2 separate regions of the Mus musculus genome follow, and region 2 is linked to region 1. A link is a contact called in ENCODE Hi-C or POLR2A ChIA-PET data. All regions are on one chromosome and are shown on one strand. Each heading gives the region's core, a stretch centred on a gene start or an enhancer-like site at or near the end of the contact. The rest is flanking DNA. Distances are from core to core; before and after follow the strand shown.

Region 1 (4,689 bases), core at 871-3,370:
GGCTTCACTTGCCGTCACTTGTATCACCTGGGGAATATGCCTCAATTTCCTTTTTGCCAGTGGAAGGAAAATTTCCAGGACCACCATGAGGATTGGCATGAGCCAGGCCTGGGGAATACTATGCCTAATTCATAGAGGGCATGCACTTGTGCCTTCACTAAATGGATCTGTCATTATTGCTTCTGTTGTGGCCTCCAGGCCTAGAAGACATGAAACTGCAGTTCATGAAAGTGAGTCTCTCTGGGGCCTGGCAGGGACAGGTAGCAGGTTGATATTCCTGGCTCTCAAATATTTTCTTTTTTTGTTAATTTCTGCCAGGGACTGTTGTGATCAGAGTACTGGAGTCCTCATAATGACCAATAAAGGAAGGAGGGGCCCTTGCTGAGCCACCCTTCAGTACCTCTATTAGTCCTGCTTTCCTTGTGATGAAATATCTGATTAAAGTAAGTGAAGCAAGCCAAGGGCAGGTGTGGTGGTGCATGCCTTTCAGGCCAGCAGCACTCAAGAAATAGAGGCAGGCATGTCTCTGTGTTTGTCTGAGCCAACCTAGGCTGGGTAACTGGATAGTGTCGCAAAAACAAAACAAAACAAACAAAACAAAAACAAAAACAAAAAACCCCCCAACTCAACCCAACCCAACCCAACCAAACAAAACCAAAAACCCCCAAACAAACACAAAAACATCCCAAAATAAAAAACAATGTAGGGTTTAATTTGGCTCACAGTTTGAGGGTACAGTACAGTTTAACATGGTAGAAGGAGAAGACATGGCAGCAGAAAAGTGAGGCTGCTAGTCACAATGACTGAATCCAGTCAGAAAGCACAGAGAGAGATGAATGCTGCCTTCCCCGTTCATTTAAGCCAGCCCATGGAAGAGGCCACCCTCCTGAATTAAACTAATCTGGAAACTCCCTCAGATATTTCCAGAATTTTCTCACCTAGGTGATTGGTTATAGAATCTGGTCCTCACAGCAAAATAGCCACCATCTTCACATCAGCTGTGCCTGCTTGCAGAAGGTCATCAGGAGCAGGCCTGTTGGCTGTTAACAGTTTCTCAGAGGGGACTCCACCCGGTTCTCCCAGCCATTTGTATGCAATCTACTCTAATTGCACATTCCTCTGGGCCCAGGGAGGTGCTGTAGTACACAGATTGTAGTAGTTTATAGGAGGTTAACTAAAGAAAACTGTATATATGTCTACAGGAAGCTTTCGGTCATAGAAGGGTAGGTTTTTGTTTTTGTTTTTCAAGACAGGGTTTCACTGTGTAGCCCTGGCTCTCTTGGAACTAGTTCTGTAGACCAGGCTGGCCTCAAATTCACAGAGATCCACTAGCCTCCCCTACTCAAATGCTGGGATTAAAGAGTCTTGGGGGGAGGGGGGCGGGAACACGGACAACGACGACGATGATGGTGTGCACTTTCCAGTGCAGCTGCTTTGGAGTCACCCACACTCCTGTAAGCAACCCCCACTCATGCTTTCTAAGAAAGTCCAATAAAGTCATTGGTTCCACAGGTTAAACATTTGGACTAACTCACCCTCAGCACCTGGCATGCAGTTCTATGATACCCCATTTCCTGGGATGGGCCGGCTTTTCTCCCAAGCTCCTACTTATGGAGGTATTAAAAAAACAAAACCAAAAACAAAACCAAAAAAACAAACAAAAAAACCAACTCTTTAAAGCTAAACATCCATGGTCTGTGAACTTCAGTTTTCAAATTCGGGAAACCAGAACCCTGAAGCCTGACTCAGTGAAACTGGAGTCATTGTGAGTTCCTGAGAGGGGAGGACAACTGTTTCCTCCAATTCAGACACCCCCCTCCCCGAATTTTAGCCTGTCAAAAATTCTCCACTTGAGGAGTGGACGAAGGCTTCTTTAGTGGCCTCTGGGGACACGATGGAAGTTCCTTCAGGTCGCTTTGGGTGGATTCTGATGAAAAGCAGTGGGACAAAGGTCCCTAGGTCTCTTCTCAGAGAAGCCACAGACCTTTCGGGTAGACCACTGTCCTGCTGCGCGCTTCCCGCCCCCCGGGGCCACCCTCACGCGAGTGGACTACACTTCCCAGCAGCCCCCGCGGTCAGCGGCGCGGGCGGGAGGGGGCGGCGGTGTGAGAGACGGAGGGGGCGGCGCGCGCCGGGTACGCGCGCGGGCGACCATGGCGCTCGCCCGGCTGGAGCGAGTACTTTAACCCCGGGAGGCGACAGCAGCTGCGGCGGCCGGGGAGCGAGCCTCGAGCGGGCGGGCCCCTGCCTGAGGGAAGGGAGGAAGGGGCGGGGAGAGCTCCTGAGGGAGGCCTGTCGGCCGCGGGCGGGCGGGCAGTGCAGTGCAGCGCAGCACCGAGCGGGGCCCGCGGGTCCATGAGGAGGCCCCGGGACCATGGGCTCCAGGATCAAGTGAGTGCGGCCGGGCGGAGCCGGGCGCGGGGGAGGCGAGGCTGGGCTAGAGCTGCAGGCCGTGGGCCGCGCTTGGGGGACTTGTTGCCCAGACCGGAGGGGCGCCCCGCGTGGAGGCGTCAAGCGGGGAGGGGGACGGTTGCCATGGTGATGCGGGAAGGCTCGGGGACGGGGTGCGTGTGGGGTGGAGGGGCGCGGATGATCAGATGCCCCCTCCTCACCTGAGGGCGGGAACTGCTGACGCGGTGGCTCCCTAGGCGGGATGTACAGAGCCCCAGAAAACTGTCAGACTGCTGCTGGGAGAGGGGAGGTCTCCGGAAGCAAGTCTTCATAAGGGTGTGTTTGGGGGCGACCCCGAGAGTTGGCAGGTCCTGAGAGGTTGCAGCCTGTCTGCGTGAGGCCTGTAATCATTCCAGAAGTGGTGTGAGGTTCTTAGAGGGAGGGGGCTTCTGGGACATTTAAGGCCTGGATGGCCTGCCTGCACAGGAAGGCGCTTTGCCTTTGCTGACTCTTCCTCTTATCTGAGTCTGCACACAAGCCAGGGCCAAAGGCTATGAAGGAAGACACCTTTAGCTGTCACTGAGCACCTGATTTTGAAAAGGTTTTGCAATCCAGTCAGGCACATTCCCTTACTCCTTCTTCATTTGCTTGGAGCCCCTGGTTGAGGCTTCGTTTTCTCGTGAAAATGCTGATACTTGTAACTTAAGTACCCACCGAAACATTAGAAGTTGTCTTTGGGAATTACAACTTTTCTGTGGTCCAATTTGGGTGTTGTTGCCTTGGTCTCTATCTCCCCTCCCAGCTAAGACCAATTCTGGCCACTCCCTTCCTCAGCCCTAGGACTCAGATGCTTACTCTCTTTCTCTCTCTCTCTCTAATCATTAGCAAATGCTCACTTTTTCTCTATGACTAATAGAATTGCTTAAGGACATTGAAAAACAAAGTTGACAGCATAGGCTTTTCTGGAAAACAGCATTCATAAGACACCATAAACCCTCTTATAGGAAAGTCCGTGGAATGTGATTATTTCAGCATTTTGAGAATTGTACTAGGGAAGTTTGAAAGAGGAAGGGCCTCAAGGGCAAAAAATCTAATAATTATTCAAACATTGCATCGCATGTCCAAGTGATGCACATGCAGTGTGACCCTTGCCCAGCTGTTCAGTCTCTTCAGCGGTTAGAGTTCTCATTTACAAAAGGTGTCTTGTAAGTTTTGCAGAAATCCTGTGACACCTGCTGAATGACATTAGAAAAGTTTGCTCATGAAAATGGATGTGGAAGCATAAGAAGACCTTTATTTTATTTTTATAGAAAAGGGAGAAGGTTAGAATATAACACAAGAGTTTGAGAATCTGGGGAGGTAAAGTGATTTAGTTTGTGAACTATTGGGGTTAAAAAAGGAGTTCCAGGCTAAATTCCCCCCTTCAGGTAAGAGTTGTGAACTTGGACTTTCAACAGCATGTAGAAACACTTTCTGGAAGTCACCTCAGAGTTGCAGAGAAAGCACTAGGATGTGTCTTAACTTTCTTGTTCCAGAGAAGTTCAGAGACTTGTTGGACTGGAGGCATCAAGTATTCGAGTGAACATTAAAATAGAACAAGTTCAGATTATGTGTTCTCACTCTTGACAGTAGCAGGTTGACAAGTTTGTTTTGTAAGTGTGTTTGGTGGAATGCATCACTGTACTATCTGAGCACTTGAGTAAGGGAATTTACCAAAGCATGAAATTGCATTAAGTGTGAAATTAGTATGAAGAATGGCCTTATTAATCTTCAAACTAGACTGCTCAGTGGTTAAAAGAAAAAAAAGAAAAAGGTCTGGGAAATATGTTAGCCTGTGGTGAGATTGAAAGAGAATATGAAAATAGGAGTTATGAAAATTAGTTGTGACTATAGCAAGTGTTAATTGTGCAGTTTCTGTTCATAGCTAGGAGTATGGATGGACAGGAGATAAGGGGATAATCAATTTAGGTACCGCCCTTGTCGTTGGAGAAAACAGCTTTGGTTGCTACTGGCCATTCTGTCAGGCAGAACAGAAGGTGGTCAGGGTATTTATTTGGCTGAAGTGAAAGCTAAGTGTGCAGGCCCCTTTGAGTAAGTAGGTAGTAGGTTGTTGGGGGGCAGACTGAGCATTCTCTAGACCTTTCTTTCTTTTGCTTATCTCTGATGTCTTGTGCCATTATAAGGGCAATGTAGATCAGATCTGGGTTCAAATTCCAGCTCTTTCTCATGCTATGTGTTTTTTGTTTGTTTGTTTGTTTGTTTTTTGTTTGTTTGTTTTTTCTGAGACAGGGTTTCTCT
Region 2 (4,689 bases), core at 592-3,091, 92 kb before region 1:
TATTTTATTTTATTTTATTTTATTTTTGTTTTTCCAGACAGGTTTTCTCTGTGTGGCTCTGATTGCCATGAAACTCACTCTGTAGACCAGGCTGGCCTCGAACTCTAGTGATCCTCCTGCCTCTGCCTCCTGAATGCTAAGATTAAAAGCTTGCACTACCGCTGTCAGCTTTCTTTTTTCTTTTTTTTTCCTGAAGTCCTTTGGAAAATGAATTTCAAACAAAACTCTGAATCTATAAATGAAAAGATGGATACGTTTAGCCACATAAAATTATTTCTATTTCCACAAGAGAAAATGATATAAACAAAGTCAAAAGGCACATACATTACAGACATATCATATGTTATTGACAAAAGGCTGCTATCTCTGTTATTTTAAGAGCTCCTACGTATTGGGGGGGGGGGAATGACAACCTAATTAAAAAGATAGGCAGAGGAGATAGACAAACAGTTCCCAGGAAAGGAAACGTAAATGATTCTTAGTCAGATGAAAACACGGTCAACCTCCCTTGTAGCAGGAGAGAAGAGATTACAGCTCTGAGATACCATTTTCTATCTAACAGATTGACAAAGATCAGAAAGTTTGATAACACGCTGTGTTGGCACGGGTGTGGGAGAGAAGCATTTCCATTCATTGTAAGTGGGAGGGAACACTGGGGCACCCTCCCGGAGGAGAGATTTGGCAATATCTGAGTAAATTAAAAATCTGCATACCCTTTAACCCACAATTTTCATCTCTAGGAATCCACCATGCAAATATCCCCATACATACACAGTTCGCTGTCCTAATGCAGATCATTTGCCACAGTTCTGCTTATGCTAACAGTCTGGAAGCAGCCTGGTTCCTCACCCACAGGGAGCTAGTGAAGGGCGCATATTCAACTGTCTATTCAGTGGAATAATATACACTGGTTTAAAGGAACAGAGGAGTTTTTAATTTCCTATATGGAAAAATCTCTATGGCAAAGCTCAGAGTCGTGCACACTGAACAAAAGCCCTGTGTGAAGGGTGTCTGTGGAAAGATCTTGATAAGGAAACTGATAGGAAAAGCTCTGGGTATCTGCATAGACTATGTGTATAGTAGTCATGGGGGAAGTAGGGGAATATAACTTTAAAAATGCAAAGTGAGTGTACGGGTGTGTGGGGGTGGTGGGGAGATAGGGAAGTTGAGGGGAGGGGGAGGGACAGAGGTGGGGAGGGCTGAGTTGTCTCAGCAGATAAAGGTGCTTGCCATCTTAGCCCCCACCTGATGGGAGGTAGGTACAGACTCTGGAAAGTTGTCCTCTGACCACCATATGCACTCAGATGGGGTCTCTCTCTCTCTCTCTCTCTCTCTCTCTCTCTCTCTCACACACACACACACACACACACACACACACATACACACACACAAATGTAGTTCTAAAAATTAAGAAAAACACAGGGTAAACTGTTTTTCAGCTGAGATGTGTAAGTCTAATTCCAGCTCCCCTGGGTCTTTTGGAGAAATTACTTCAACTTCAACGTCACCATCTGTAAAATGGGAATAATAATATGCCCTTGATTCAAAGATACCTTGGAGAAGGGGTTGGAAAGAGGCAAAAGTTTAAAAACTGGGAACTTTAGGATGGGCATGTTCATGGTCTATAATGACTTTTCTATGATTTTGAAAAGTTTTCTAAACAAAACACGTTTTTTGTTTTCTTTGTGGGTTTCTTTTTTATTGCTGCTCTGGTCTTCACTATCAGATACCAATCTGCTCCCCAACCCCCATGCCCCACTAAGAAGGAGTGCAGAGCAGGTGAGCTGGTGGCTGGCCATCTGGCCGTCTCTCTAGGACATGCTCTTCATTGCGGGCAGGTGAAGAGGTTTTCCTTGCAGGACAGGACAGTGGAATCGCAAGATGAAGGTGGGGTCCCCCAAGTGGGTGTGGGGAAGGGGACCTTGCTCTCCCTCCTGAGTGCTGGTGGCCTGTGTCTGGGCACGCAGGATACCCCTACACTGGCTGAGACCCGATCAGATAGGGCGCCTCCCCCGCGCTGGCAGCCCTGGGAGGCGGCGGGGAGTTTACGTAAGCCGCTTGTTGATGGAAAAACAACGCACTGGCTCGGTGGTAGGCGGTTCCTGGCTTGCTTTGAGGAAGCCCCAGGGGGTACTCAGCAGGCCACAGCACACACACCCCTTCGCCTCTCCGCCCCCCACCCTCCGTCTCTGGGTTCGGCCGGTCGAGGAGTAGGGGCTACATCCAGGCTGCAAGAGCGGCTCTCGGGGTTCATCTAAATCCAGGCCACCCTGCAGGTGTCATCTGATATTTCACCCTGGACCTAGGTGCCCGACCCAGTTATCCTGCTGCAAGCCCAGCCCTGCTTGGGGCAGCGGGGGTGAGAGCTGTGGGAACCCCGAGTGAGCCAAGAGGAAAGTGGGGGGCCGTCATAGTTACACCTGGAGCCTCCTTTCCTGGTTCTAGAAGCCAAGGAGAGCCAGGCCAGGCCCGCAGTTTTGCAGGGGCACTTCTCAGTTCCCTCCTGGCTTTGGCAGAAGGCGTGTGGATGACCAGAGTTCCGGTCCAGCTCAGCTAGCTGCGTAGCCTTGTGGGCTCGGACCCAAAGTTCTTTATCTGGAAAACCAGGTTGATGTTACTTGTACTAAACAAGTTTTCAGAATTACATGAAACATTCTGAGGATTAAAAGAGATGACTACAAAGCCCTTAAATCACACCCAACTGTGTCTAGCACACTAGCACGTGTCACTGTAGATATAGATTGTGTGTGTGTGTAGGGGTGTGTGTCACACCTGCCCCTTCCACTCCAACTCAGACATTTGCTTTTCAGGTGGCTTCTCTCAAATCTCTGCCCTGGCTCGGGTGTCCAGTGTCCTTCATTCACAAGTCTACATTAGTTCCCTCTGCGCCCTATACCTAGAGTACCTAGAAGTGGATGAATTTCCGATACTGTACTCTAGGGGGCACAAGCCAGGAAGGGAGGGAGAGCAACATGTGGGTAATGTTAAATACCCTTCTTAAGGATCTGGACAGAATCAAATAAGTGATTCATGGGGAAACCCTTTCTTGGCTCAGAGAGTTGTACCAACCAGTTAGGAACTGCCCGGTCAATGCTACAAACAGGAACCATTTGAGACCAAACTTTGTATCAGGCTAGAGTCAAGGCTCAGCTTGGGCAGTCCTTTTTAAGAGACTGTTTCAAATAGATCAGTCTGTTACTTCATCATCAAGTGAAGATAACAAGACCTACCATCTAGGTGGCCACAAGGCACCAAGGAGATCCCCAAATAGGAGCTACTGTTAAACTTAATTTCTTTTTTTTTAATTTTAAAGATTTTTAAAATTTGATATATATGGGTGTTTTTGCCCGCTTGTATGTGCACCACATGTGTGCAGTGCCCAGGGGCCCAGGATTAGGCTTTGGATCTTCTGGACCTGGAGTTATAGACGGTTATTCATCTGTGTGTGGGTACTGGGTACTGAACCTTAAACTCTAGAAAAATAATAGCCTGTACTTTTAACTGCTGAACCATCTCTCCAGCCTTTCTACTCCTACCCGCATTTTGAGACAAGGTCTTACTATGTAACCCTGGCTTGGCCTGGAATTCACAATGTAGACCAGGCTGACCTCAGAGTACCACCTGCCTTTGCCTCCTACGTGCTGGGATTAGAGCCATGAGCCACCACACCTGGCTTGACTATTTATATATATATATATATATATATATATATATATATATATATATATATAATAATTTGTTGTTTTAAAGCAGAGGAAACTGAGGCAAAGCAATGTTAAGCAACTTGCCCAAATGTCACAGAGCTGGGAAGCAGGCTGTCCGAGACCCTAATATTGGGTCTCCTAGCCTTCCAGAGCCCGTATACAGCGCCCAACAGGGGCTCAAAGTCAGGCCTCAGCAAACAGTAGCGGTGAACATGCTCCTATTAGTACATTCTGTTGGTATCATCCTGATCTCAATTACTCATCTATCCCTCCTCAGAACAGGACAAGCTGGAGCACTTTGGGTCTGGGTGAGCGCCAGCCAAGAGCTGGCGCCGGAGCCCCAAATTCAGGCAGGAGCTGTGCTTCCTCATCCCACCCATGAAGAGTCATCTGAAGGCTGGTGTGGGCAAGTGAGTCCACTACCCAGACTGGTCCCTTGCTGAGCAGGAATGTCACACACCTCTCTGCAGCCTGGTGATGGACATTCCCTCACCTCCCCAAGAAGAGCAGGGCCAGGAGAGGGAGGCAGGGCAGACACTGGGCCTTTTGTGTACTTCTCTCTGCAGAGCCCAGCCCTGAAACCTGTCCCCACCCCTTCTCCAGACTGGGCAGAGGGTGCCCAGGGCCCTTCTGGGAGAGGAAAGAATTCAGGCTGAGACCTGGAGGCTGAGCAGGGATCTGCTCGGTGACCTCTGCCCAAGGGTCCTTAAACTCTACCCTGTAAACCTTGATTTCTCATCTTTCAAAGGAAACTTGAAGTGCTAAACATGGAAGGGAGGTGGGGGAGGGGGACGACGAGGGTGATCCTCGGGCAGGGCAGGGGATCAGCTAGCCGTATGCTGTGTGGAAGGTGATAATGGTGGTCACCCCTCCTTGCCGTCAATACACTAACCCCCACCCAGTATGCCATGAACAGGTAGTGTCCTGTGGCCCATACAGACCTGAGTAGTCAGCCGGAATCAACACCGACTTGACAGATGATGAG

What was found. A loop is a pair of places that touch in the nucleus more often than their neighbours do. ChIA-PET counts read pairs that join two places held with the same protein, here RNA polymerase II (POLR2A).
Region 2: a loop to region 1 is called in a map of regulatory T cell, with 2.0 times the contacts of the local background. The contact joins the enhancer-like site here to the promoter of Dennd1a in region 1. A Hi-C loop is called at or near these places in 1 of 37 maps with a recorded cell type or tissue (regulatory T cell). POLR2A ChIA-PET finds 5 or more read pairs at or near these places in 1 of 5 experiments (Patski).

The regions. Positions count from the first base shown.
Region 1 is chr2:38,284,815-38,289,503 of GRCm38, reverse strand. Dennd1a (DENN/MADD domain containing 1A) reads left to right here and starts at 2,120. Exons shown (of 23, transcript NM_001362973.1): 1 at 2,120-2,391. The coding sequence starts at 2,375.
Region 2 is chr2:38,376,778-38,381,466 of GRCm38, reverse strand. No RefSeq gene overlaps it. Among named protein-coding and RNA genes, the nearest start is that of Gm13584, 10 kb to the right of the region's middle. Within about 2 kb of position 1,841, at least 1 of the 3 ENCODE cell types and tissues checked has a DNase peak (open chromatin) inside an H3K27ac peak, as active enhancers do.